3 separate regions of the Homo sapiens genome follow, and all the other regions are linked to region 2. Evidence: read pairs that join two places in POLR2A ChIA-PET (ENCODE). Cell type or tissue: CD4-positive, alpha-beta T cell. All regions are shown on one strand. Links, peaks and the distances in the headings refer to the core of each region. The heading gives the core; the rest is flanking DNA.

The links. ChIA-PET counts read pairs that join two places held together with the same protein. Peaks named below come from ENCODE experiments on the same cell type or tissue, not always from the same donor. Only the 100,000 strongest peaks of a DNase experiment are listed, where the experiment ranks them.
Region 1: POLR2A ChIA-PET joins it to region 2 with 9 read pairs; 9 of 35 experiments call an interaction of 5 or more read pairs at or near these places.
Region 3: POLR2A ChIA-PET joins it to region 2 with 6 read pairs; 8 of 35 experiments call an interaction of 5 or more read pairs at or near these places.

The regions. Positions count from the first base shown.
Region 1 is chr4:108,136,805-108,147,468 of GRCh38, reverse strand. The region is part of intron 3 of LEF1 (lymphoid enhancer binding factor 1); the gene reads left to right. Among named protein-coding and RNA genes, the nearest start is that of LEF1-AS1, 25 kb to the left of the region's middle. In CD4-positive, alpha-beta T cell, for the core only: no CTCF peak of the experiment used is centred there; a DNase peak (open chromatin) is centred at 6,938; H3K4me3 peaks cover 1,147 bases; H3K27ac peaks cover 879 bases.
Region 2 is chr4:108,078,575-108,086,386 of GRCh38, reverse strand. It overlaps LEF1 (lymphoid enhancer binding factor 1), which reads left to right. Exons shown (of 12, transcript NM_016269.5): 5 at 2,941-3,031; 6 at 4,718-4,801; 7 at 6,773-6,895. Among named protein-coding and RNA genes, the nearest start is that of LEF1-AS1, 85 kb to the left of the region's middle. In CD4-positive, alpha-beta T cell, for the core only: no CTCF peak of the experiment used is centred there; DNase peaks (open chromatin) are centred at 4,886 and 5,476; H3K27ac peaks cover 1,173 bases.
Region 3 is chr4:108,123,346-108,134,009 of GRCh38, reverse strand. The region is part of intron 3 of LEF1 (lymphoid enhancer binding factor 1); the gene reads left to right. Among named protein-coding and RNA genes, the nearest start is that of LEF1-AS1, 39 kb to the left of the region's middle. In CD4-positive, alpha-beta T cell, for the core only: no CTCF peak of the experiment used is centred there; no DNase peak of the experiment used is centred there; H3K27ac peaks cover 907 bases.

The DNA.
Region 1 (10,664 bases), core at 4,745-9,744, 59 kb before region 2:
ATAAGGAAAAAACAGAGGCCTCTGTGTAGTGGTGAGAGAAATGTGACATTTAAGCTACAAATGAAAAAACCGTTCATAATTCAGGGCTATCTGAGATGTTTGTTTTTGTTCTTATTTGTTATTTTAATCTTGAGTTAATTCAATAATGTCTATGCAAATTTGAAAATATTGGCTACCTGAGAAAAACCTTTTAAAGACTTTTTTTTTTTAGGCTTCTATTGTTGCTAATCTCGTGGTAGAGGAAAAAATACTGACATGGAGTTAGGCAAGTCATTGACTAGCCATGTATCCCTGAACAGACTAGTCCCTAACTTCTTCAAGCCTGTTTCCTTCTCTCCCTCCCTCCCGGGCCTCTCTCTGTAACCCAGGCTGGAGTGCAATGGTGTAATCAAAGCTCACTGCAGCCTCAACCTCCTAGGCTCAAGTGCTCCTCCTGCACTTCCCAAAGATTCAGGTATGAGCCACCGCACCCCACTGAGCCTCAGTTTTCTTATCTGAAGCTCTAACAAAGGACTGTTGTGTAGACTAAGGGAAACACGGTTGTGTCAGTATGCTTCCCGTGCTTAAAAGCTCCTGGACTTCTTATGGTACCAGACTTTAGAGCTCACTCAAAGAAAACACACTTGCATTTCTCTTGAGTTGTTTTATCGATACAGGTTGAGTAACCCTAATCCAATATGTGAAGTGCTTCAAAATCTGAAACTCTTTGAACACTAACATGAAGATCAAAAAACAAAAACAAAAAACTTGTCGGAGTTTTTAGGATATTGATTTTCCCATCAGACATACTGAACCAATAGGTATATAATGCAGATACTCCAAATCTGAAATGAAATCTGAAATGCCTCTGGACCTAAGAATTTTGAATAAAGTATACTCAACCTGTACTGAAAGCATCAGAATTTACGTCAGTGCTTTTTAAGAAAGGAGGTTTTTTCTGCTCTAGAGGTGAAGCAAGGTCTGATGCTATGAGAAAGGTAGAAGATTGACTCAATACTTCTTTTTGCCTGGTTCTGGGAGGACATCTCATATGTTAATAACTTATTAGGGGCACCACAAGTGCATACCTATTATACCAAATCAGATCTGGACATCTAACGTGAATAATTCCACTGGTATATAATGCTTACCATTAAAGGTCTGCCTTTGGAACACCAAGCCATACCTACTTTCTGCTCATCCTCTGCTCACTCTCTCATAGAATCCTGAATTCCTTGACCCCAGTCATCATCCAGATACTCCTTTTCATGAGCAAACATTTAGTGTTTTAAAGTCACAAGGTCGCTACGTGGACAAAGACTAAGCAACACAGTTGTTTTTACTCATGGAGAACATGTCCAGGAGAGCTTTTCCTCTGGCTTTTGTTTAATTGGGATAGGAGGAATTCATTCACTTATTCATTCAGCAAATGTTTTTTCAGTGGTCACTTATTTTTAAAATAGTTTCATTTTTATTGAGATATAATTCACATAGCATACATTTTACCCACTTTGAGTGTACAGTGTAGTGGTTTTTAGTATATTCACATAGTTAGTGCAGCCATCATCACAGTCAGTTTTAGGACATTTTCATCACCTCGGAAAGTAACCCCAGAGCCTTTAGCTATTATCCCCTTATCTCTCATTCCCTCAGTGCTCACCCCAGGCCCAAGCAACTACTAACCTATTTTGTCTCAACATATTTCCCTATTTGAGACATTTCATAAGAATAGAATCATAGGCACATATAGGGTGTAGTCCTTTGTGACTGGCTTCTTTCACTGAGTGTAATGTATTCAGGGTTCATTCATGTCACAGTGAGTATCACAGCTTCATTTCTTTTCCACTCTGGCTTCCATGGCTCCATCTTGCTTCCAGAAGGTTAGATCAGTACAGTGAGGAAAGGAGCTGATTTAATCCATATTGAGAGGAAGAAAAGTGAAATCAATTGATATTTCAGATATCTAAATCCATGGTGAGATTTATTTTACTGCAAGCCCTCATCAATTAAAAATTTTGGCCACTGTATAATTATTTATGAATTATATACCTGAACTATATAATTATCTGATGGCTGTTATTTCAAATAAAATTGATAATTTCTCGTTATTTTGGTCAGCTTCTTGACAAGTCTTGTCCAGTGTCATTACAGATTTTAGCTTTAATGCAAGCTCTTAAAGGGTTGATATTAGAGGTAGAACTGTTGGCTTTGCCATTTTCTTGCTGTTTTTTGTGCTTACATTATTACTGTTATCTTCAGTCCACTTGGCATTCTTGACCGTCTGGCATACAGAGCAAACGGGGGCCCCAGTGGCAATTTGTATGTTAAATATTTCTGGTAAAACTTAAAATTTTTCATATAGAAATATGTATTGACATTGTAGTATTTTCTTCCTGCTGCACCCCAGTGGATAATGCTATGTATTCTTTGTATGATGTGGGATAACCAACTATTCTAGATTGATGGCTGGGGAAAGTAAACGGGAACCCTATTCCTATTTGTTCCGATAAGATACTTCTGAAAGTGTGGCTGTTGAGTGTTTCATATGAAAGTTTTTTATGAAACCTGCAGATTATGCAGTATTCATGAGGATACTCTTCTTTTTTTTTTTTTTTTTTTTTTTTGGCTGGTTGGGTCAATTCTTTGCTGTACAGATTACTTGCAGATTGCTCAGAATCACCTGGGTTTGCTGCACACTGAGCTGTGGGCTGAGGCTGTGTTTCACCCTCGTGTGGCCCAGCTAAATGACATCATTTGAGGTCGTGCTTCATGGTGACCTTGTGGCATCTCCTGTTCACCCCTCCTGTGGCCCTGCCCTCCAGCAGCTGTGTGGGAATTCTGCTCCCTTCCTTCTCTCTAGATTAGATGTCTGCACTAGGGCACTTGCTATTTTAAACCAAAGATGTACTGTGTGTGCAAGTGATGAAACCGCTTGAAAAGAAGGCTCTGTGCTATCTGAGACAGTTCTCAGTCTTTCATGAGCATGTTGAAAATTGGGCACCATCCAATTATTGACATATGATTGTAGATCTTGATGGCAGAACTCTGCCAATTCCCAGGGGGATCTGCTTGATAAGCTGTTCATTTGACTTGGGGAAGACAGGAGAGCAGTTTAAACCCAGCTCCAAATATAAGAACTGTTTCTTTAGCATGTGCCTGGGGCCAGCTTTGTTCTTCACTGAAGGAATAACCAAAGGAAATGGACTTAAATTGTTGAAAGAATTTAGGTTGGGAGAATTACTTCAGAGGGAGAGATTAATAAACATTGGAATGGTTTATCAAAGGAAAGCATGGAATCTGGTTATTTAAAGGTTTTTAAGAGTAAATTTGTATTTGTGTGAAGCGATTGGAATGCCTCATCTAGAGGGGTCCCAGACTTTGGGCAGTACCTATTAACTCCTGCTCCTCAACCGGCTTGCTTCCCCCACTCCTCACCTCTGAGGCAGTTTTCTTTTCTTTTCAGTAAGGAGCATAAGGACCCTCCAGGTTCTTCAAGAGATTATTTTTCCCTTCCTGAAGGGAAAAATAAATAGGCCAGCACATAGATTATGCTATATAACGAGTCTCCTGTGTATCATTACAGTGTTGTCACCTCCATTCTCAATGATGGCAATTTTTGCTGAGGGCAGTCTGAGAAATGTGTGGAGCCCACAGCTCCGGGGGCTACTGAGATTCCATATGCTTTTAGTTTGTCTCTGCTTAGCCACTGGAGTGCCTCTCTCAAGGTTGGTGGCTGAGCAAGTGGTGCTGTGTTCTCTCACATGCTGTTCAGGTGACTAAAATTCTAAGTACAGGTTTCTCTGAGGAGGGCCTTGAAGAAGGCGGGGGCAGGGGATTGAGGGGGCGCCGTATATTGACTTTTTCCTTTGGTTTGAATGGGAAGCCTGGGATGCTTCCAGTGACTGTTTTGCTTGTTACTTTGCAAGAGAAGGCTAATGATAGAATCACAAAAGAAATGTTTTTTTGCCTGATAATCTGAAATTAGAAGGGGGCCTTGGGATATGGAAAATGTGATAAGCTTATTAAGAATGCAACCTACAGAAAAATATTTGATAACACTGGAACTTATTTCCGGCATTTTCCGAAAATGGTAAAATTAAGGAAAGATGGCACTTTTCCAAGAGAAAAATATACAGATTTTGAGATGTTATTATTCAGGTTTTCTTGCTGATTTTGCTTTTGCAATTCTGAATTCATGTAGTTTGTACCCTTTCCTCTAAAGCAAAACAAACCCCAAATGAAACAAACATAAAAACTGTAACCCAGTAAACTGAAGTAGGCAGGTTGTTAAAAGAAAGAGTTTTCCAGTTCTGCACAGTTACAGACAAATTTTCAAAGAAAATTTACAGTTGGGTACCTTACAGCCAGGTCTGTTGATTCAAAATCCTTTCAAACAAAGATGGCTTTTGTTCGCCAATTACTTGGTGTTTCAGAACTAAGAAGTTTTGTGCAGAATGAAAGGAAGCAGTTATTTCATAGTCATTTCTCCTATGTCAATAAGTTTTAGAACTTTGTAGACTTGGAAAAGTTAAAGACTGATGGTTCATTGACTACTATCTACATAAACAATATTAAATCTTTGTGAAAAGGGGACTTTGTTAAACGAGATGCATTTTATTTTATAAATTCTCTTAAGATTCTACTTTCCTGCTCTCTCCATCCATAATCTTGTCATTTCAATGTGAATGTAAATTCAGAGTTTCTCTGTAGAGCTATGTAATATTGATTAGGGCAGACATTTTCAAAGGCAGCAATTAAAAATTAGAATTGGAATAACGGAAGGTTTTCTTACTAGGGAGTGATTACTGGACATATGTAACACTATATGTAGCACCAGAGACATAGTATAGTGATTTATGGTCGCCCTGCTTGCTTTTTATGTTGATTTTAAATGTAATAATGGATGAATTACACAATGTATTTAATCATAAGTCCAAAATGTCTTAATTATTTTTAAAAAATTAGAAATAGCTTTACTTTTAATTTCCATTTTAAGAAATAGGATACTAGTGTTGATGTATTTTGGTTATTATGTTCTTAGGAATTTTTCTGCCTCTTTTGGTGGCATTAGGTTTTGATTCACTTGTCAAGACGTGATCCTGTCATACTGATTTGTGTCTCTGTATCTGGAGCCAGAATTGAAAACCACCTTTGACTTTCCTGTTCTTCCTCTTCTGTTAATGGAATCATGCATTTACAACTTCCCAAATAAACCTGTGATTCTTACAAATGCAAGTATCTGCTCTGCTTAGTTGATTAAAAAGGGCTAAGGAGGAGCAGGTAAGGGCGCGGGACAGGTCTTTAGCAGCTGCACCCGTTCACCTTGCATCAGGTGTCTGCAAAGTCTTCAGACCAAATACATGTTAGAGTCCCTTTCCCAATTGGAATCACTTACCCCATCATTTTTATTTTACCCTTTAGGCTTGAAAAAGTGTGTATTTAGCCATCAGTTCATTTTGTGTGGTCTGAGTTATAAAATGCCCCTGCTGGTTTTTCCATATGAAAAACATGGTTTTCATTTGTGGAAACTTACATAATTTTTTTTCTGGGCCTTTTGTGCTGCTTTAAATTAAAAGCAAATGTATTTCCCTCCCCTTCATTCTTGCTTCCCCACCCCCATCTTTGCATGTTCCAATTACAGAGTTGTGAAAATAAGTCATCCTTCGGCTTTTGTTACTTTAAAACAGCTATCGGTGATGTCAGAGTCAATACTAAAAGCATTAAGAATGCTGGCAGAATGTAATGCAGCTGCAATCCAACATGATGCTGGAAATGGGGTTGAGAGCATAAAGGCTTTCCATATTCCCAGGGCGCACAACTGCTTGCGGCCTTGGCTTTGATCTCTTCAAAGGCTGCTGCCTCCTCCTAGATGGAGAGACTTGGCTGCCACTCGCTTGCATTGAAAAAAGGCAGAGGTCTCTATTCAGGCAGAAATCAATCACTGTGCAGAAACAATTATGTGTAATTCAACCATCATGAAAACAGGACGAGATTACGGGTTTGTTACCTGAGTGACTGTGTGAAGACGGGGAGCAGAGAACACTGGAGTCCCGCTGACATGCCACATCTCGATGACAATTATAGACATATGAATGATGTGGCGGGGGGGGAGGCACAATGACAAATACTGGTCACGCTGTCCAGCAGAGCAGAAAATGAGGTTACAATTGGGAGATAATGTTTGCATATGTAACCATATTTCAGCAAGCTGAACAACTTCAGGGAACAGACCCTCAAAACTCTTGTGAATATTTGTATGTACAGAGACTAACATATGAATTTGATATTGGCTGAATTAGGACAAAAATAATCCTAATAATTTGAGGATTATACTGAAAGAGAGAAGGAAAGTGAATTTAACTTTGGTTTATTACACTTGCTGATTTGGAGTACATACTACTGCTAACACCAAACTCTGAAAACACAACTAACTTTCTAACCTAATATATATGGATCTCTCTTTAAACATCTTCTGGTTCAAGAATAACATTTTTATTTTGAGTCTGTAAACTTGTCTCAAAAAAGCATTATGTTTTTTCACCTTGATTGAGGCTTTTTGGGGAAATGATTTTTGTCAGTTGTACCATCTTCCCTTGTTTTCAGATTTAATTTTTGAAAAGCAACTTTCTCAAATGTGTTGAAGTTTCCTTTCACTGAGAAGAAAAGCAAGGCATTTTTCTAGGTAGGAAATAACTTTTTGCTTTAAGTACAAGTATGCTTAATCTTGAAGCCCTGGCATGCAAAGCTATCGAGGTATTTATTTTTATTTTAACTTGCTTCTTGTCACCTAACAAAGGCGTAGGAGTAACCTCGCACTTTGCTAGCTAACCTGACTCCGGGTGAGGGGAAAGTCAAAATAAGATGAAAACCTAGATGGCTGATTATAAAATGGTATTGCTTCTGCTCAGTTTGATACCCAGGCCTGGGTTTACCTTTTATGCTGCTCCAGCTTAGACATCAGAGGCGTGAGAGCTGCTTTGAGTTACAGATCTTCAAACAATAAGTCAAAACAAAAAATCAATCCCCTCCGGTCCCTGGGTGCAGTTATCGAAAGATAAAAGAGAAAAATAAAGTTATGCTAAAGTAGATAGAGGAAAGGAGCAGATATGCCAAGGAAACACGGAGGACAAGTGCAGAGTTGAAGTGGGCCTCATATGAGCCAACATCAATGAATTTTTATCTTATCAAAAAGTTTTAGGGTTGCCAGTTCTTTTCAAACTGGATCCAGTCTGCTCCAGGGCTGCCTGGAGCGTTGGCTTCAATGAAGTTGCTTTTCCCCCCTCCCTCTAAAATATAACCACATAGGAATTAGACTGCATTTCACTCAAGGTATAAAACTTGCCACAGACTTCGACGGCAAATTAGGGGTTTTGATAATCCCTTGATATTTTGAATATAAATTGAGGGGAGTGTGTGTGTGTGTATTTTTATGTTTATTGAAAGCTGAGATTTACATGAAAAGTAAGGCAAATCTCTATAGTGTGTTTTTGCTTCAAGCCAAATTTCTAAGGAGAGCTAGAAAGTCCCCATGAATTCTTTTTGAGGTAAGAAATCTGTGTTTTTCCTCTGTTTCTTGTGGGTAATGTCAGATATTTTTGGATATTAATTATAACTATCTGAACCATTTTAGATGGTATTTTAACATATGAGCCAGTATATATTTTTATGAATCCAAGTTATAGTTTGAAAAAAAAGCCTTACATTTTTACATATTTTTAGAAAACAATAAACTAGTTTACTCAATTGTTTTACAGCTGTAAATGTTTGTGAGATGATCCTAGTTCCTCTATTAACGTCCCTAAAGGTCTCTCACAAAATGGCAGCACATATTTCATTCTTGTCCTTCCCTTTGCTTCCTCTTTGTTTTCCTTACCGAGAGAGTCATGTTCCTGAGCTAATGCCAGCAGGGCCAGCAGGGCCAGGGTGGAGGTCCAGGCTCTGCATCCACCTCCCTAACCACTGTGGAGCCCGGCCTGCACCTTGCCCTGTGATCTGTGCTGGACATAGTCACATTTAACAGCCCTTCAAGTTTCCAGGTTTTAAGGGAGAAAAGGATAGTTAGCTTGGCATTGTAGATGTAGATGCCATGCTATTTAAAGATGCATGTTCTATATATAAACTCTAGTTAATCATTTGACTAAAACCATCATAACTTTCCTTTGCATAGTTCAGATGATTCATTGTTTTGAAAACTATGTAAACTCAAATGGAAAACAACCACGCACTGATGGTTGCAACTTATATTTCCCAGTATAGAGTTAATGAGCAGAAAAATGGCAGAGCCGCTTCCACACATCTAAGGCTGAACATTTCTTGGAACTATTAATGAATGTACTTTACTGTAAACATTGAAGCTTAGCAGTATGTTCTATAGGCCCTGAGAAGAGGGGAATGAAGATTCTTTCTAGTTTCTTACAATTATACCATGGCAGGGAATCTCAGTCTGTATTTTTAGGTATTTGTCCTCCAACTCTCCTTCAGGCCTGGTTCAGCTAGCATTTCCAGTCCAGTCTCTACCATTTCCTATCCGTAATCCATCCTTGTTATCCTTCCAGGCTACTTAGAGGATGTTGCTACGAGTGGCTTCATGTTTACATGCAAGGAAGGGAAGGCAGAGGAGGAAAATGGGGCATGGTGGCACATGTAGGTCACATAGGCATCATGCGTCAGCAAGCTCCGTTCTGTCCCCCATGGAAGCATCTTTGAATTCCTGATGTTCTCAGCCCTAAATTCTCAGCTCTTCTATTCTCATATAGGCAGTGGCAACTTCAAGGCGTTTGGAGGAGTTGGGGCTAGCCCCCATAATCTCCAGCAATACCCTTCACCACCCCAAATAAACACCTTTGCTAAGTAAAAATATTCTTCAGATACAGCATTTACTTCAATCTTGCAACCAGATTGCTGTTCCTAAGCCCCCTTTGTGTAGAAATGTATATGCTAGGTAAGCTGTCAGGCATACTCGTGTGTGTGTGTGTGTGTGTGTATACACACACATACACACCTGTACATATAATGCAGTGTTTAAAGCTCATGAGTCAGATTGCCTGTGCTTGAATTTCACTGCCATGCAAGTTCCTAAAGCATTATAATGCTCACTTTCCTTATCTGTATAATGGGAGTAATCATAGTAGCGACCCATAGGCTTGTGTAAAGGCAATGCAAATACAGAGCATACTTGATACCTCTTTTTGTTGTTGGAAAATAACAATTCCATTCCATACATCATGAAAACATTATTTGCATTTCATTACTGACCTTTTGAGATGTACTCTTTCATCTATTTATTTTATACATATTTGATATTCGAAATTCCACATTTGACCAGCTCCCCGAGTAGAGGCCATGGGTGGAGGAAAGAACTGAGTCCAACAAGTCTCATCTAAACCTGTATTTCTGTTGAAGAAGCAAAAATAGGAGATTTTGTTGGGGTCATCCTAAAGGCTGCATAATCATGAGAGAAAATTATGTGGTTAATAATTTGTTAACCTCTTAGGTTTCAGTAATTTGGAATTTAGGAAAGCAAAATCATAGTTCACATTTTTCCCTAGTCTTTTTAATGTTAATATACTAAAGGAAATTATATATCTCTTTCAAAGGAAAAATGTTTTAAAATTAGGTGAATGTTATATTTTGGCATGTTATATTGGGTTGATATATTCTATAGGACAATATTAAGTTTTTATTACAGAGTCTATGAGTGTGCAATTCATTAGCATTTGGAATGGTAACAGGAAAACCATATTCAAATATTTTGAATCACAAAATATAAATTAGGATCTAAAATTTATAATATTCAGGGATATGATGGGTGAGATGAGCAAGATTCAAGTTAATAGATTATTATAGTCTTCTGAATAGTACCAGACTCTGGACAGCAAAGTAACCAATACCGTTCCTTCCTACATTCAGACTTTGCTCTTCTTCCCCCCAGCACACACAGCCTCTAATCCTCATGCCAACAAATCAGTGCCACTTTCCTCTTTTCCTATCTTTGAGGGCATTTTTATCACATAAAAACTCCACATTGAAAAATCTAAGTTGTAGTATGAAGATAGCTTTATGATGTTTAAAATATTACTTGGACTTTCTGTTTTAATTGCTTTTTTGATTGCATGAATCAGTTTTTTTAGTGGTGATTTCTGAGATTTTGTTGTATCCATCACCAGAGCAGTGTACACTGCACCCAGTGTGGAGTCTTTTATCCCTCACCCCACTCCCACCCTTTCCCCTGAGTCCCCAAAGTCCATTGTATTATTCTTACGCCTTTGCAATAGACTTTCTGTTTTAATAGGAAATTGCTAGCTTTGATGATTTGTGATGTTTTGTAAAAAATGTTGAAAATAACTATTTAAAAAACTATTCTTCGTAGCTTCAAAATTCTGTACTGTTTGAAGAATAATTACAATACTTATTTAGGGAGAGGCACCAAATACATATTTTAACTAACATTAAAGTCAATTTTAAAGTACTTACAATAAAGAAAAAGTTGACTTTTTAATAAGCCAGAAGAAACTTAGTCTGGGTTAAATAGCTTTATCCTTAGCAAAAATGACCAGACAACCTCTCAGAATTTTAAAGGAAGACTTAGAGCCCTTATTGGTAGCTATTTAGTTTTCAATGACTACATACTTATATAATTTCATAAAAATTATTGGAAGTTATTTCCCTTTTTACCCTTGGATATT
Region 2 (7,812 bases), core at 2,796-7,795:
TGGGCACAATGTGGTTCATGCCTGTAATCCCAGCTACTCAGGAGGCTGACGCAAGGATCGCTTGAGGCCACGAGTTTGAGGCCAGCCTGGGCAACAGAGTGAGACCCCCTCAGCTCTAAAAAAATTAAATAAATAAAAAATAAACTTAAAAAAAAATGATGTGAAATGTGTCTTCAGTGGCATAGTAGTTGGTGGAGAGACACACACTTCTGAGAATCTTTGGAAATAGGATTTTTAAAGGACAGTGACCTATTTAGAATACTCAGATCCACTTTCTGCTCACATAATGACCTAAGCCACATCATGTATTTGCATGTACATGCCAAGTGGTTGATAATATTGACCCAGCATATGGAATGGGTCTGTTTTAACACTTCTGACTTCACTTGTTTGTTTGTTCAATTGGTCAGAAATATTAACTAAGAGGCTCCTCTGCAGAAAACCATGGTTAGATACATAAATTGGTAAAATGTGATCTTTTTCTCCAAGCAGTATATAAGCTCATGCAGGAAATCATTTGCACAGACTAACTATAAAACAAAATGAAGAGCATCCCAAGTACCACATTAAAAGTACAAATAAAAAAACTTGTAGATTCAAAGGAGAAAGATTTCTCAGAGCTGTAAGTTAGAGAAAATTGCCTATGAGAGGAACATTTGAAAGAAGAGTAGAATTTCTATAGAGTCAAACGCCTAGCATAGGACCTGTCCTCTAGTTCCTTCCTTCTTCCTTCTAGCAGAAGAGTGACATCCAACTAGTTGGTATTTTTTGTTCTGTTGAATCACTTCTGAACAGTATCACTACTGCTGTGTTCTAAGCATGCTTAGAACATGGAGTAGTACGGAGAGTAAGAGTTTAAGCTTAAAGACATGTGACTGCAAGCAAGTTACCTCTCCATGTCCCAGTGACAAAAGTTCAGGACAGAAAACAGATGCCTTAACAGTCACTTGGTCCCTCTAGACCTCAATTTCCACACCTGTGAAATAGAGGAATTAAAGTAGATAATTCAGGGCTGTGGTTCATGCCTGTAATCCCAGCACTTTGGGAGGACGAGGCGGGCGGATCACCTGAGGTCAGGAGTTCAAGATCAGCCTGGCCAACATGGCGAAGCCCTGTCTCTACTAAAAATATAAAATTGGGCATGGTGGCACGCGCCTATATACCTGGCTACTCAGGAGGCTGAGGCTGGAGAATCGCTTGAACCCGGAAGGCAGAGGTTGTGGTGAGCTGAAATTGTGCCACTGCACTCCAGCCTGGGTGACAGAGGGAGACTGTCTCAAAAATAAAACAAAATAAAATAAAATAAAATAGATAATTCAGATAGTCTGTGACCGCTACGATTTTCAAGTTAATAGAATAAAACATTGAAATTTTCACTACATTTCTGATGTTTTTCAGGGTTGGTCAAATTGTATTGCTTTTATTTTATTTTGTTTATCCCCGCGACTGAGCCATCCCCTTACAGACCGTGAGATTTGGGGAGGTATCTGGATCTCAGAGTTAAGGGGGCAGCAAGTTGAAAAACCTCCTCAATGATTCTGATATGTTAAGAATCACCACTGCAAACTCCCCCACCCCAAAAAAATCCTAGGGTAAAAAATTTATGTTCTGCTGTAACCAAAAGAGTCAGTATTTCTAACAAAAACAATTTTTTTGAATAAAGGAGATTTGAAACCATTATTTTAAAAACAGCAAAACATGAGATGATTTAAGGTAAGCCCTCTGTTGAGAAATTAAAGAACTTTTTTCTTTCCCACCTACTTTCTGTAAGAATTGAGAAATAGTTCGTTCTAACTTCAAAGTTGAATTAACACCAACTTTCAAGACAGCACTTCTTGTCATTCCCAATGTGAAGGCTTTCAGTATCTTTAAGATACAAATGAAATTCCTAGGCACTTTAAATAGTAAAAAGCAGAATATTTAAGAAACATCTTCCATGTACTCATCTAATTCCACATATTAGCCAGTATATAATATTTACAGTCACTAAACGTATAATCTGGGTGTTAAACCTTGGAATATGTGCTTGTATATGGAAGTGGTCTTTTAAAGCCATCATTAGCTATGTGAAGACACATCTGTGGCTTTTTTTCTATTCTGAATCACTTTCCCCCAAACACATTGAATCTAAGTTGTTATATTTTACATTTTATGCATTTGTCTTGTCATTTTTTTCTTCTGTACCTAGGGTAAGGTATAAAGGGATGTCACTTGGGACTGGGATTACATATAATCTTTAGGTGGTTTTCACAGTTACAGGGCAGTGTACTCCAGGGACTGTGAGCTCAAGAAACAATTTGGTGGCACTTTCATTTTCTGTGGAATTCAGCTAATCCAGAACAGCTTGACCTTGCAGCCCAGAGGACTCAACTTGATGAAGAGCTTAGACAGAGACCAAATGAATCATATCAAATGTGACCATTATGGGGCTGAAGATGATTCCTAATTAATCTTTGATCCTCTGAGGTGTCACATTTCCCAAATCTATATGTCCATAAGGGAACCAATGAAAATATGAAAATGGCAATTTACCTAATCCTTGAACTTTGTGGCAAGCCATCTACTTACGAAGGGCTGTCATTTTCCATTCTACAAAAAAACATTCTCATTCTATATAAAACAATTGTCTACCATTTTCTTAAATAATGTGAAATATTGAGGGCAAAACAAATAATTTAAAAGTCTATTTTGATGATTGTATTACTAGCAGCATCTTTACTCCTGTAGGAGTTCCTTAAGATAATACTCTCTGAAGGCCCAGTTTTCCCAGATGTTGAAATCTTGAGAAAAGCTAACAAATGGACTCCTGTTCCTTGGATCTGGTGAATAAATATTGTTTCATTCTGAACCTTAAGTATGAATGGTATAAAACATGTAGTTGCATTTCTGGTTAAATATCCTGTGAATCTGTAAATGATACCTCTCTGTTCTGTTTAACAGGCATGTCCAGACATCCTCCAGCTCCTGATATCCCTACTTTTTATCCCTTGTCTCCGGGTGGTGTTGGACAGATCACCCCACCTCTTGGCTGGTAAGAACCTTGCTGCACCCTTCAGCCAGGCATTTGAACACATGTTCCTCCACTTTCCATTCATGGAAATTAGATTTATGAATGGTAACACTTGTGGAGTTGAAGAAATTTCACATCAACAAGCAAGGTGCTAACTTTATTCATTTCAATTTAAAAGATTAAAAAACATACAGACTTTGAAATGGATTGATCCGTTTGCTAATATGGGTAGAAAATGACTGTAGCATTTGCTTTGAAGCTTATAGTTTTATGGATTCCCTTTGTGGCTTTGGGCATTTGCTATGCCTGTACAAAGTTAGTGCTCAGTGTGGTTCTTCTTTTCTAGGTTTTTTAATGAACAACTTATATTTTTCAAAAATGAATTTAGACGCATTGAATATCTACCTTTACTTGTAAGTGGGCAAGTGAGGTAAATGACAAAAATAACTAGAGAGAAATTCAACAATATAAGAGCATTTTTTGGATGTTAATGAAGTAAGCATCCAATTTGAGTTCAGAGTAGTAAAAAACTGATTTGGGGGCCTTCTTTTTTTCTGAATATGAACGCTAGTGCTCTTTATTTTGTTGTTTATTTCTAAAAATATGCTTACTGCTGCCTCCAAAATCTTTTCAATTATGAAGGTGAAGGAAATATATTTTGGGAAGAAAGAATAACATGGTATAGCCTATTTTTATTATTTTATGATTAACCCACAACATTTCCTCCTCCCACTCCCATGCTCTCTCCACTCTTCCCTCTCCAATTCTCCCTCCATAGAAATAATTCTCAACTCAAGCAATTGTTTCTCTCCTTTTTCCACTTGACTCTCTATGTCACAGCCCCCATGTCATTGTACCCCATCTCCCTACCTGGACATCCTTGCATTATCCTTCTTCAGCTAGGAAGGGTCATCCTGCCATGGACAATCCAGCTTTCTCTCTTTTTCTCTCTCTCTCTCCCTAGCATTACATCTCTTAGTCAGTAACTGCTTGAACTTAATTGATTATGCATACATTTTCAAACCTAGATCAATTATTCTGTCTGAACTTAGTGACTTAGGGGCAATAGTCCTGTGCTGAATCGTACCACTGGCAGCTGGAAATAAAGTCTGTGTAAATGAAAAATGAGAGATGTAGAGAGAACAGAGGGAAAAAATGGACTTCTCAGGGTGGAGAGAAAATAATTCCAGTGAATTAATCTTTTATTTCTTGACTTTAACATGTATATGGGGGAAATGGTACAGTGTTTTTAAAATGTTTATTTTTATATGAATATACAGTTTTATTTTCTTCTTTCTTCCCTTGCCTGAAATTCTCAAAGATTCTGATAAAGAAGTCACTCAGCTCCTTCTCTGAAGGGAATATTTCACTATTCTCAGGGTTATGTTATATTCAATAAACATTTAAGTGCTTACTTTGTTCAAAGCATTAATGGGGTTGGGAGAGGGGATGGGATAAAAGAGATGTAATTCATGGATGGTTTGTTTCAAAGTTGAGGGTGGGAGATTTCTTTCAAGGCAAATGACACTTTGATTGGGTGGAGGGTAAGGAAGGGGAACGGTTACGTTTCTGAAACAATCCCGGGGTCTGTAATACTTCCACAAGATTCTGTTTGAATATCTCCCTCTTCTCCCCTCATCCAACTCTTACTACTGGTTGGTAACTGGTGTTTTGTCATTGATGGGTTCCTTTCTTCTGTGACCTCAGGCAAGGTCAGCCTGTATATCCCATCACGGGTGGATTCAGGCAACCCTACCCATCCTCACTGTCAGTCGACACTTCCATGTCCAGGTAGGTGGAGGTGGAAACTGGGGCGCTCGAGGACAAGTTGCTCTTCTCGTGCTTGCATCCTGTGCGCCTCTGCTTGCCTTTTGGTTGGCTAGGAGGGTGCATACCTCAGCCATGTGTCTGTCTGTGCAGTGTGCCTGGCTCCCACACTAGGTGTCAGAGAGAGTCCCGGGTAGGAGCTCTGCGCTGTGCCCCGGCCGGACCAGCCACACCATCGGGCGATGGACTCAGCCTCCTTGGAAAGCGTTGCCTCCAAACAAATTCATGGCCGCCTGACTGTGGGATGGGAACTGTCCGGAAAGCGGACATTACAAGAAGAGTTTGTTTGATTCAAAATATGCCGGGGGTGGGGTAAGGGAGGAGGATAAAACTGGTTTGGTCTCAGCTCTATAATTTGCTTCCTTTGTGGAAAGTTGTATCAGTTTGATGCGGCAGTGTTTGAAAATGCCCAGATAGTCTAGAGCCTTCCTGGATGGAGGCTGTCAGAAGAGACAGAACAGTGCGGACAGGCTGGCAGGCCATACAGGGTGTGCGTCCTAGTGTGTGAATCAGGCCCTGTGTGGACATGGTCATGCCAGCGGAGCTCGGGAGGCCTGCCGCGCCGCACCGAGAAGCTGCTGTGTGTGATGCTTTTGCTTCTGGAGAGGATGGCACTGTGCCCTGTGCTTGATGTACACACACATTTGGGGTGCATCATCTGTGTGTTCGATGTGGCTTTGTCAAGGGAGCTAGCATTATTGTGCCGGAAGTCAAACTGGTGGGTTATTAACTGGTTGTGAATATGTCTTTTTTATATGGGTATAGTATTCAAAGTTTCTGTGGTGAATTACAGCTTTAAAAAAACTTTTTTTTTCAGTGAGTTGTAAATGTAGCTGATTGTGGGAGGAGGTGGAATTAATATCCTTCCCCTTAAAACATATTTTTATACTTTTTAACATTGTAAGAACTATCTGATGATAGAACTCTCACAGGCAAATAACTATCATCATGTATTTTTGCAAGTAATACATTTAGCAAAGCATCATTATTTGGTCAAATATTTGTATTTTTACCATGCTTCCTTCATATTTTAAAATTTGTTTTTGAAAAATATATATCCTAGCAGAGTTCCTTTCAAGAAAAGGAAATTAATTGTGTAGGCTGTGATGAAAGACCTGAGAATGTTGTTCTTGCTGAATTAAATGTTTACTTTAAAAAGTTTGAAAAGCAAAAATTTCTAAAACATATCCAAATTTATCTAGAGAGCTTATTGAAAATACTGTCTTTATTTTATTTTTCTTGCCTGGCAGTTTCCCTCCTTTGTGTTGGCTGGTGGTGGATATTTTAAGATTTTTTTTAATGCTGTTCAAGCGTACTTGGGAAAAAGCCTTTGGCAAGTGTAGTTTTTAACCTTGATGCAGAACTTTATCCTTCCTTTAAATTCTTCTCCTTATTTCTGTTACCAGTTTTCCATAAGATGAGATCTCTGAAACATTAGTGTATTTCTGCACAGAAAATCATTTTGGATGATGTTAATGGAAACCTTATTAAATGGGAGACTGATTCCTATCCGTTTTCTCAGTTGTTCCCTCCTAATATGGATGAGGAAGCCAATAATATGAGAAAATTCCCATTGTGATGGTTTGCTTAGGAATATAGGCAGAGATTTTAAAACATGATGTGTTTTGCTTTCATTTAAAAATCATTTAAAAAGTCAAGTCTTAAATAAAGTGTTATATTTCCAATAATTACTTTTCGTGAAATTCCTATTTCAAAATTGCTTTGCAAGAAAAATGATTCACTTTTTTTTTTCCACCCGAATATAGAAAGAAAAAAATAATTATCGGCCCACTCTAATTTATAGTTAATGCTTCTGTGCGTAAAGATGTGTTTTTACTCTTAGCCAGTAGCAGTTAGTGGATTGCTTTGAAATTCCATCTAGCTTTTGCTGCAACAGCCAGTAGTACATTGTTTTCTTCTCTTTCCTCCTTTCAGGTTTTCCCATCATATGATTCCCGGTCCTCCTGGTCCCCACACAACTGGCATCCCTCATCCAGCTATTGTAACACCTCAGGTCAAACAGGAACATCCCCACACTGACAGTGACCTAATGCACGTGTAAGTATCCACCCGGGCTCTGCTGTGATTGCCTTAGGATACTGAGGATTTCTACACTGTTGCTCCTTTGCAACAGTGATCCTTCACCCCTTTGTGTTGCTGTGAAACTCAATGCACCTCTGCCTTGAAAACTCTGTCCCTGAGGACATTAAGCAGCTTCATTCCTACTGTGCTGATTTTGATTCTGAGGTTGCAAAGGAGCACGGACCCTAAAAGATCATGGGAACCTCACCAAAATGGAAGAATCTTCAGAACATAGGCATTCGAGACTCTTCAGCTGTTTAGCCATTTACCACTGAATTTTCATTTGGTTCAGATTATTGGGGAGAACCTGTTCCTACCTGAGTGAAGTAGATTGGAGGGTTTAATGCACTTTCTTCTGGAAGTGCAGTTACCCTGGCTCCAAGCTTCAACAGCACAGAATTCAAGGGAAAGGAACAAATAAAGCCCAGGATTCCCTGTTGGGCCAGGGTTGTCTCAGACTGTGAGTGCAGGCCTAAATTAATTTACTCTGAAGAGATGAGTAATTAGTTTCTTAATCTAGGTTTTGTGGATGGGAGGGTGGGGGTGAGAGGCAGCATGTGATGGTCCATAAAGCCCTTGCGAATGTATGCAAAGGCAACATGCATTTGTTTGGGGGAAAAGGTCTAAAGATTTATTAGCTTCTCAAAGTGCTCCTTAACCCCCTGCAAAAGTTAAGAACCTCTATTCTGAAAGAGGAATGATCACCTGTGCTGTGTGTTCAGCTTCTTCTGAGGGGACCAGAGAAGTCCTCAGCCTCAGAGCCCATCTGGAGCATCTTCACAATGCCAAGTCCATTTCTACTTGGTGTTCATAGTTCTATAATGACAGGTCCACTTTCTCAAACCAAAGGGTTTTATTCTCAGTCACTGAGTAGATAGGAAGCCCTATTGGAT
Region 3 (10,664 bases), core at 1,014-6,013, 49 kb before region 2:
ACACACAGTATGTGTGCCCTATCTAAAACCTGAAAAATTAAGTTGTAAGACGTGCAGCCCCAAGGATTTCAGATAAGAGATTAGGGGCCTGTACCAATGAGTAGATAGAAGTCTTGGCAAATAGAACCAAGTTTAAGGAAGACATCCTCACATATATGACAATAAAATGAGATTATTTTCTGATGTAATGAATCTCAGACACAGATCATTCATGGTGGAGGTGAGGGTTGCCATGAAACCATCTATTAAGGATGTTATCAAAGGAGTTTATTGAGTAGGAAACTGGACCTCTAAAGTCCGTCCCAACCCCGCATTTATTGATTTAAAAGACACAGTTTTGCCAGTGCAGTGGGCACATGCCTGTAGTCTCAGAGGCAGGAGAATCACTTGAGCCCAGGAGTTCGAGTCCAGTTTGGACAACACAGCAAGACCCCATTTCCTTAAAGAAATTTTTTTTTAAAGGACATAGTTTTAGTCCTAGGTGGATGAGCTCCAACAGAGGTTTCTCTGATAGACTGAGCTTACAGCCCTGGCCCATTCTGAGAATTAGGCCATAAACTGAACATGGGACACTATGCTGGAGAGTACAGGCACCTAATGAAGGACGAGTCTGTAATTGCTTAACATGTATTACTTGTATTCCATGATTACATAGTCACTGTCACATTTAAATAAAAGTTACATGATAAACTCTCATTTAATAAGGTTGATCTAACCCAGTGGTTTTCAAAGTGTGGTCTCCAGATCAGCCACATCGGCATCACCTGGGAACTTGTTGCAGATGCTGGGGCGGGCGGATCACGAGGTCATGAGTTTGAGACCAGCCTGACCAACATGGTGAAACCCTGTCTCCACTAAAAATCCAAAAATTAGCCAGGCATGGTGGTGTGTGGCTGTAATCCCAGCTACTCGGGAGGCTGAGGCAGGAGAAGCGCTTGAACCTGGGAGGTGGAGGTTGCAGTGAGCCGAGACTGCACCACTGCACTCCAGCCTGGGCGACAGAGCGAGACTCCATTTCAAAAAAAGAAAAAAAAGAAATGCAGATTTCAGGCTGGATGCATCTGTAATCCCAACACTTTGGGAGGTAGGGGCAGGCAGATTGCTTGAACCCAGGGGTTGGAGACAAGCCTGGGCAACATGGGGAAACCCCATCTCTATTAAAAAATACAAAAAATTAGGTGGGTGTTGTGGTACATGCCTATAGTTCTAGCTACTCAGGAGGCTGAGCGGGGAGGATGGTTGGAGCCTGGGGAAGTGGAGGTTGCAGTGAGCTGAGATTGTGCCATTGCACTCTAGCCTGGGTGACAGAGCAAGACCCTGCCTCAAAAAAAAAAAAAAAAAAAAAAAAAAGGCAGATTTTCGCTCTCATCCCATATCTATTGAGAATGCTGTAGTTGAGGGTTGTTAGAAAACTGCATTTTATTAAAATCCCTCCAGGTGATTCTGATGCAGGCTAGTTCAGTAAACAATATCAACTAGTTTTCATAAAGAAAACCTCTGGAGGGCCCATAGTGCCTGCACTCCAGGTCTCAAAGTATACTTTGAGATCTAGGTTATCTGCCAAGGTGCTATCCTGAAAGGACTCTAAATGAGACTCGAGTTGCAAAAACAGAATAGAAGAGGAAAAAGGGATTCTAATTGGGATGCCAAGACAAAGCTTTCTGGGAAGTATGTGCTTTAAGACATGGGTAAGATTTTGAGGGGGTACAGAATGGGATAGTATTCCTTGCTGAAGGAAGAGAACAGTAAAACCTCTTCATTGGCTGGGGAACAGAATCGTCTCCAGAATGTCAGTGGGAATACAATACTAACAAGGGAGAGCTCCTATCAGCCGGACTAGTTAATTATGTTTTTTACATAATGTGAATATGAAATAAATTCTTTTTGGACCCAAATACCTGCCTTTATCCTTATTAAGGGTAGGCACATCAGTCTAGTCCTGTGATACATTTTGGATTCCTGAAGCTGTAGCCCCATTGCCTAATTAGATCCTCATCCAAATTGTCAATAAAAACGTTTACCTTGAATTTGAAATTTCCTTCCAGGTTGACCTAAATCCTAATACTGCTTCAGTGCATTTTGTTGCACTAGAAAGAAATAACCCTGATTTCATATGTGGTTTTATACAACCAGTATTTCATTGAACTCACTGTTATATCATCATACCCTATACAACGCACCTTAGTTTTTTTTACTGGGAGTTTTTACATTTTAAGCTTTTTATGAGATATGTTTGATACAATAAGCTGCATAAAGGCAGGGTTTTATCTAGGACTCTTAGCATGTCAGAAACTAAAAAAAAGTTATGTTTCCAAAGAGCCCATGTCTCATAGAAGCCATAATTGTGCCTAGTAGCTTATATCAGCTTGTGTACTACTCAAAAACACAGGCATTTGGTGGGTATTCAGCAACCTTGTTTTTCAGACTATGTAGGCAATTTGTGGAGATTGGCTTTGATGCTGTTGCTTGAGTTTAGAGTGTTTCCAAATGTCTTTCAGCCAAAATTATGTCCAGTGATATATGGAAGTGTGTTTTTGTGGTGGTCTTTTGCATAGCTGTGTAGGCATTGTGTAGATACTCTTGAGTAGATTTTTATTTAAAACATTTTTTTTTTTTTTTTTAGAGATAGGGTCTTGCTCTGTCACCTCACCCAGGCTGGAGTGCAGTGCCACCATGATAGCTCACTGCAGCTTGGACCTCCAAGTTAAATGCCTAGCTAATTTTTAAAACATTTTTAAATAGAAACGGGTCCTTGCTATGTTGCTCAGGCTGGTCTCAAACTCCTGGCCTGAAGTGATCCTCCTACCTTGGCCTTCCAGAGCACTGGGATTACAGGCATGAGCCACTGCTTGAGTAGTTTAAATTAAAATAAGCTGGATGTAGTGGCGCCACCTGTAGTCCCAGCTGCTCTGGCGGCTGAGGCGGAGGATCACTTGAGTCCAGGAGTTTGAATTCAGCCTGGAAAATACACTGAGACTCCTAAAAAAAAAGATAAATAAAAAATAACCTGGGAGGAAAGATACAGTAGTTTGGTGAAAAGCTTCCTAGGTGATTTAAATTAAAGAAAATATTTCTCTTTAGCACCTTACTACCACCACCACCAAAATGCAGTAGTTTAATATTGTTCAAGAAAAAAAATTTTGTATGCCTCATTAATTTTCTTTCTTCACTTGTTAGTGGAGTGTTTAAGTTCTAAGAAGCAACTTGGGAAGGGCAAGGAAGGGAATGTGTTATTTTACATTTAGTAGCAATTTAACTGGAAAGTCTTTTTTTTTTTTTTGAGTCGGAGTCTCACTTTGTTGCCCAGGCTGGAGTGCAGTGGCATGATCTTCGCTCACTGCAACCTCTGCCTCCTGGGTTCAAAGGATTCTCCCACCTCAGCCTCCCTAGTACCTGGGATTACAGGTGCACACCACCACACCTTGCCATTTTTTTTTTTTTTTTTGTATTTTTAGTAGAGACAGGGTTTCACCAATTGACTAGGCTGGTCTTGAACTCCTGACCTCAAGTGATTTGCCTGCCTTAGCCTCACAAAGTGCTAGGATTGCAGGCATGAGCCACCACGCCTGGCCTGGAAGGTCTTTTGATGAGCCATAAACAGTTAATAATATCATCTTAGGCTGATAGTGCAGCATCATAGGACTGGCAAGTAACATAAGAGAGCATTCTTGTGCCTTTAAGGATCTCATCAAAATTATCCAGGTAGATAGTTATCTGTCAAACTCTTAATGGTCTCATTTAAGGAGAATCATATAAGCAGTCTTAAATAACTGGTTCTGGTCACCAGTGTTATCATCTGTCCTCCTCTTTTTTTAGCCTTAATTCCAATTGCTGCTCTGCATGTCCTTGTATGAAGGGAGTGATTTGAAGGGCTATTTTAGCTCACCCTAAAACTCAAAGGGAAGTATATGAAGTAGTATTTTCCTCTAGGTGATTATTGGAATTGATCTTATGGAAGAAAAGAAATGAAAAATGGGATCACTATTGAATACCTTGGTTGTCATTCACCCTGTAAATAGTATCGTTACTCATAACACAGCTTAAGAGGACCATGTTTCTTTCCTAAATAGACACCATTTGTTATTGGTACTTGAGAAACACTAAGAAAATTGTTCAAAGCATACACAGTGTGATTCCTATGTGTAATCACAATGTGATTATACCCTACTAAGTACCCAAATTTGTATCACATTTTTTGTGCCTAGGATTTGCAGCCACCTTTTACTAACATAAACTAAGCATGTTTCTAACTTTATTCAACAATTAGAATGCCAAGGTATGACCTTTTTATTAATGAGGAATATTTTGTTATTGAAAAGACTTACAGAGAATGAGCAGAACAACCTTAGTTTCGTTGTTTATGAAGTGGAACATGCTGGCAAGGTTTTTGTTCTCTATCTGGAATTTTCTCAGAATCCAGAAAAGTGTTGTTTTACTTGGATTGTTCTCTCTCTCCTTTGCTTCTCCATTATTCATGAAGGACCATGTTTTTATAGAACAAAGCATTCAAAATTTATGCAATCCATACATGTTTTGAGTTTCTAACTATTACAGGAAAAATTATTACCCTGAGGCTTAGAGAAACCATGATTCAGTGATATTTTTTCTTCCTAAAATTATAATTTGCTTTGGAATTCCAGTGCTCTTGGAATGCTAGAGGTAAAGAAAGCATTCTAATTGGCCACTGGTTCTTGGGAATGGAAAGGGTTTGTGTTTTTTGACCTCCTTCTAGTGATTTGGTTGACTAATCTACATTTTATGGTAGAAACAATGTGGAGTTGACCAGAGCTCCATATACTCAGAAGGACTTTGAAGTGACCCCAGTCCTGCAGAGGTGTTAAAAGGAACTTTCTGCTGTGTATTCCCATAGAAGCAGCAGATTCAGTAATGAGAGGAGTTTGAGGAAGAATAGAAGCAGAAGGGATGTCCTGATTCAGCTTTGAGTGGTTGGAAAGGAGGAACTGATGAAGCTGGTGCCCAGTGGACCCTCTCCGGGATTTTTCCTGGCCTGATTTTTTAAAGTAAAAATGTTAGCCTGTAATTTGGTAAATATTCTTTCATCTGTAATAATATTTATTTGATTGTTAGAGACAACCACTTATGATGGACATTTTTATGGGTTTCTTCTCTTCTTCTTTGTCTTTTAATCTCTATTAAACCAACAACAAAGGAAATATATTTAACTGTACTGCCCTGATAGAGAACTCTTCTCATGATTTACAATTTTTTCTAGTCCTGCCCATATACATAGGTATTGTGTACATTTTTTAGTCTTACCTGATTAGGATTATAATAATCAATAGGTTCATACCGATTATCTTTTCAATAGGTATGGCTTCTGTATCTTTATGTATTTGTTTGCTAGCTCAAATGAACATATTTTACATGTTAGAAAAGAGCTCCTTTAGAATCAGCCTTAAAATAAGTAATGTCTTTCCAAAGGGCAAAAGAAAGTCTAAATCATAACTTCAGTCATCAGTTTATCGTAGAAAAAAAAAAAAGCCCTTCCTCAGTCTGCTTTTTTCCCTTGAGAATTTTAATCCCACCTTGTTTTTCTGCCAGTGACTTACTGATATCTTGCCAAGCTTTTATGAAGTTTTTTTAATGATAAATAATTTTGTTTATGTTGTAATCATTGACATTTAGGAGCTCTTGTTCCACTTTGTTCATCTTTTTGTTGTTTTTCTTAAACCCATAACCGGTGTTTAGAGGGCAGGACTGAAGATTCTTGTGAAGGTCCTGACTTGATTGCTGGACTCTGCTGCCACTAGTAAAATTTCCTTGGTGAGAACTCTGCTCCCTCCCAAATAGGTGAATACTCTCACTTTCATAATAGAGTTTGCATGTGTATTTATTTTGAGACTCTGCCATTCTCTCCTGAGAATGGTACATAATGGTACATATTTATTATGTCTTTGAACTAATGCACTGAACTTACTGGTATTCACTGTATTTATCAATTCAAATTATGCAGTGAATACCATTATTTGACACAATAAATATAACACATAAGCAAACCTCCAGTGGTTGGAGAGTTAAGGAAGTAGAGCCTGTAGGGCTGAAATGGTCAGGACAGACCCTACAGAGAGGATTCAGGGCCATGTGGAAACTCCAGAAAAAGGGATGCAAGGACAAACACCCAATCCCTGACCTCATTCTTTTTGCCTAGTCCCAAACCCTTCAGATCTTAAATTTCTGTTTCCCATAATCCAGACTTTTTGTCTTGTACAAGCTACATACCCCCCTGTTGCATCTCTAAGTTCTCTTGACTGTAATTTTCCTGCTATTTATATTCCTAAAATCTTTGGTTTCCTACAGTCACGATAATTTATTTTCCGCTTAAATAAGTGAGAAATGGCTAGATACTCTGCCAAAGTAAGTGAGATGAGCTATGAAACCTGTTCAGAATACTAGCAGTAGTCCCACTGAGGTGGTTTTCAAGTAGAAAGGGAGAAGGAGAGAGAACATAACATTTATGTCAACACGATTGTAATTGTACATAATTTGTCATGAGTGAATCCCTGGGTTTGCTTTTTTCTTGCCACTTCTTTCTCCAGTTCTCTCTTTAGCCTATCCCTGGAGAGTCACATGAGATTCAGCTTCAGTGATATATATAGCAGCATTCAGGCAGTAAACATTTCCGTAGATGCACAACTTTATAAATAACATAAGTAATTTGTAGATATTTTTATTCCTTTAGCAGTCTCCTAGATTAAAGGGTTTTGACATGACATGAGGAGCCTTCCCAAAAAAGAACCCAAAGAATTAACTTGTCAAATGAGAAGTCCCACGTCTGATCACTGAGCCTCTCCCCAGTTTTAGCATTCTGTTCTTGGCCTCTGGGCCTTCACCTGCACTGTTTTTTTCTGCCAAAATGAGCCCCCATTACACATGAAAAACTCCTACTTCCAGCTCCTATGTCTCCTGAGAAGCATTCTTCTAGCCCCTCATTGGCCATATAATTACCCCTGTAGTATTTAGTCGATGACTCACATACAGCATTTTCCACATTGTATCGAACGTTGTTCATTTACATCTCATCCCCCTCATTAGATTACATACAGATTCTTAAGGACAGAGATCATGTTTGTATGACTAGCCCCTAAAATAGAGCTACACACACACACACACACACACACATATCAGTAAATAATAGAGTAAATGAATGACATTTTCCACCTATTCTTTTTTTTTTTTTTTTTTTTGAGAGAAAGTCTCCCTTTGTCACCCAGACTGGACTATATTGGCGCGATCATGGCTGACTGCAAACTCTGCTTCCCGGGTTCAAGCAATTCTCATGCCTCAGTCTCCTGAGTGGCTGAAAACTACAGGCATGCACCATCATGCCCGGCTAATTTTTGTATTTTTTAGTAGAGACGGTGTTTCACCGTGTTGGCCAGGCTGGTCTCGAACTCCTGTCCTCAAGTGATTCGCCCTCCTTGGCCACCCAAGGTGCTGGGATTACAGGCCTGAGCCACCATACCTGGCTGCTTTTTCCACCTAATTTTTATTAAAAAAGAATAAAAAAATCAGGAAATGAGTATTTTGAGAAACTATTAAGTTATAATTTATCCTAATTTATGATTATTCCAATTGCATTTTATCCTGGTTCTTTTAACCACTTTTCTTCATTCCTATCACACCCTAATGTACATACCAAAGACACAAGAAGATCAAATTCTGTAATCAGTTTAAGTCCTAGTTGGGGACTTAGATGAAAAATTTTCAGTGGAGAGATTGCTAAAACTGACTAAAATGACTTCTAAAGACTTATAAAAATATCCATGAAATCTCTGGTTTTTTTTATTACTGTCAAAAATCTAGAATTGGCTTCTTATTCATGTGTATTTTGCAATTAAAGAAACTTATAACTGGAGCTTTAAGTCCTTAGTGGAAAATGGAAGAGAGTTTCAGAACATAGTTATGACCACTAGACTCAGGAATAGGACTATTTCCTGAAATAAACAACAAAAGTAAAAAAATTCCCTATTCCAGTAAAGTTGTTTCATGTACATCTAAGTACTTAAACATTGTAATTGGCAGGTTATGGTTAGTTTTGTGAATTTTGTGAAAAATCTGATTGGTGTTAACACTGTTATGATTAGTAACTTTTCGAACTTAGAGTTTTAAGTAAAACAACATTTACTTTTTAGGATCCATAATACACCTAGGATTACCTTATACATGAATCACTGCACAGTCACACTGCTGTACTTAAACTGTTGTGGGTCAGTTGTTTCCAAAATTTGACTACTAAACTGTTTTCCCAATATGCGTGCTAAAAAAAAAAAAAAATCCCAAGGTGTGTTATGTACCAAGCAAGTGATTTTTCTAGAACTTAAAGTTGTAAAAATCCCTGTAATATCATAAAAACTATCAGCAATATGTACATATCTGCTGAACTTTCACAAATTTTCATTAATTTATTCAGTAAATTCTCAAACACTAGATATTTTACCTGTAATAGTGGAAAACTGGAAAATGATAGCATGTGGAAGGATATAGTTAAAAGAGCTCGAGTCATACTACTGTAAATAATATTGATACGGCCGGGTATGGTGGCTCATGCCTGTAGTCCGAGCTCTTTGGGAGGCTAAGGTGGGCGGATCACCTGAGGTCAGGGGTTTTAGATGAGCCTGGCCAACATGGCAAAACCCCATCTCTACTAAAAATACAAAATTAACCAGGCGTGGCGGTGGGTGCCTATAATCCCAGCTACTCAGGATGCTGAGGCAGGAAAATTGCTTGAACCTGGGAGGCAGAGATTGTAGTGAGCTGAGATTGCGCCACTGCACTCCAGCCTGGGCGATAGAGCAAGACTCTGCCTCAAAAATAAATAAATAAAAATAAATAAATAAATAAAGGTACACAGATGACAAAATTATATTGAATTGATAAATGCAGTGAATACCAGTAAGTTCAGTGCATTAGTTCAGAGACATAATTACTGGCCTATCATGGGAAAATATGTTGGTATGTTAGAATTCTAAGTCAGAATGAGCTAAACTCTATATGATTAGCCTTTTAGTAGAGAGGTCATTTCAGATATAACCAGTCAAGAATAATGACTCCCACGGGTTGGTAACAGCTATGCCCCATCCAAGTGTATGGAACAAACCTAGTGATACCTAGAAAGGAGTGTTAGAAAATCTGTTTTAGTCCTAGGTCCAAGTTGACCTTTGGACAAATTACTTGAAGACAAAAGAATGTGGAAATCTGCAAAAGCTCTGCAATCTTAAAGTGTTTTCATAACTTTTATGTGGTGGCCCAAACTGACCAAAATTAAGACTTTTTATAGCCTTGTCTTTCCTACTTGGATGTTTCGCTAAAGCAATGTTCATGTTCCGGGCGCGGTGACTCATGCCTGTAATCCCAGCACTTTGGGAGGCCGAGGCAGGTGGATCACAAGGTCAGGGGTTTGAGACCAGCCTGGCCAACATGGTGAAACCCTGCCTCTATTAAAAATACAAAAATTAGCCGGGTGTGGTGGCGTACACCTGTAGTTCCAGCTACTTGGGAGGCTGAGGCAGGAGAATCACTTGAACTCAGGAGGCGGAGGTTGCAGTGAGCCTAGACTGCACCATTGCACTCCAGCCTGGGGGACAGAGCAAGATTCCATCTCAAAAAAAAAAAAATGTTCATGTATCTGTTTAAGGGGTATATACTCCCCACACTTTGCTGGGGGTGTTACATAATATATAATGTGCATTCTGTATTTTCATATATGTGAATATTTTGGAAACTGAAAAAATATCTGGCTTTGTGGGTTTCATCTAACACATATGGACCAAAATATCAGTTATCTCATGTAAATTAGAATAATAATACCATACAATCTTGCTAAGAGAAAAGTTTTTTGTTTTTAATTTTTTAAGGTAGAGTCTCTCTGTTCCACAGGCTGGAGTGCAATCATAGCTCACTGAAGCCTCAACCTCCTGGGCTCAAGCTATCCTCCCACATCAGCCTCTGGAGTAGCAGGGGCTACAGGGGCATGCCATCACACATGGCTATTTTTAGTTTTTATTTTTTTGTAGAGATGGGGGTTTCTCTATGTTGTCCAAGCTGGTCTTGAACTCCTGGCCTCAGGTGATCCTCCTGTCTCAGCCTCCCAAATTGCTGGGATTTACAGGCATGAGCCACTGCACCTGGCCCAGAAAAGTTTTTGATATCAGATTATAGATTGTTAATTTTAGATTTAAAGCTGATATTAGGCATCTTAAAAATTGGTGTTCTGGCATTATGGTAGATGTGATACCCTAAGCAACATCTGCTGAAGTAAACTAAAAATATGGAGATACATTTTACTCACACACACACACAAATATCACATATACATAATACATACTCACAAACATGCATACACATATCCAATCTGTAAAGTTTTTTCCCCAAAATATACATTTTGAATGCATCCATGAGCGGACTGAAAGTTAAGGGTACTCAGAAAGCAGTAAATGGACCATTAAAGCTGGCTGTTGTAGAATGTGATGAACCAGGCTTCAGATTCTATCTTGTAGGGTACGCAGGATAAAAAGTAGACTAATAGGTTTAAAAAAAAAAAAAAAAAAAAAAAAAAACCAACCCTAGCAGAAAGCTGGGGTCCCAAAGGCTATATCTTTAGAGTAAAGGCAAACTAGAAATAAACCTACCTTCCCAGGGAACTG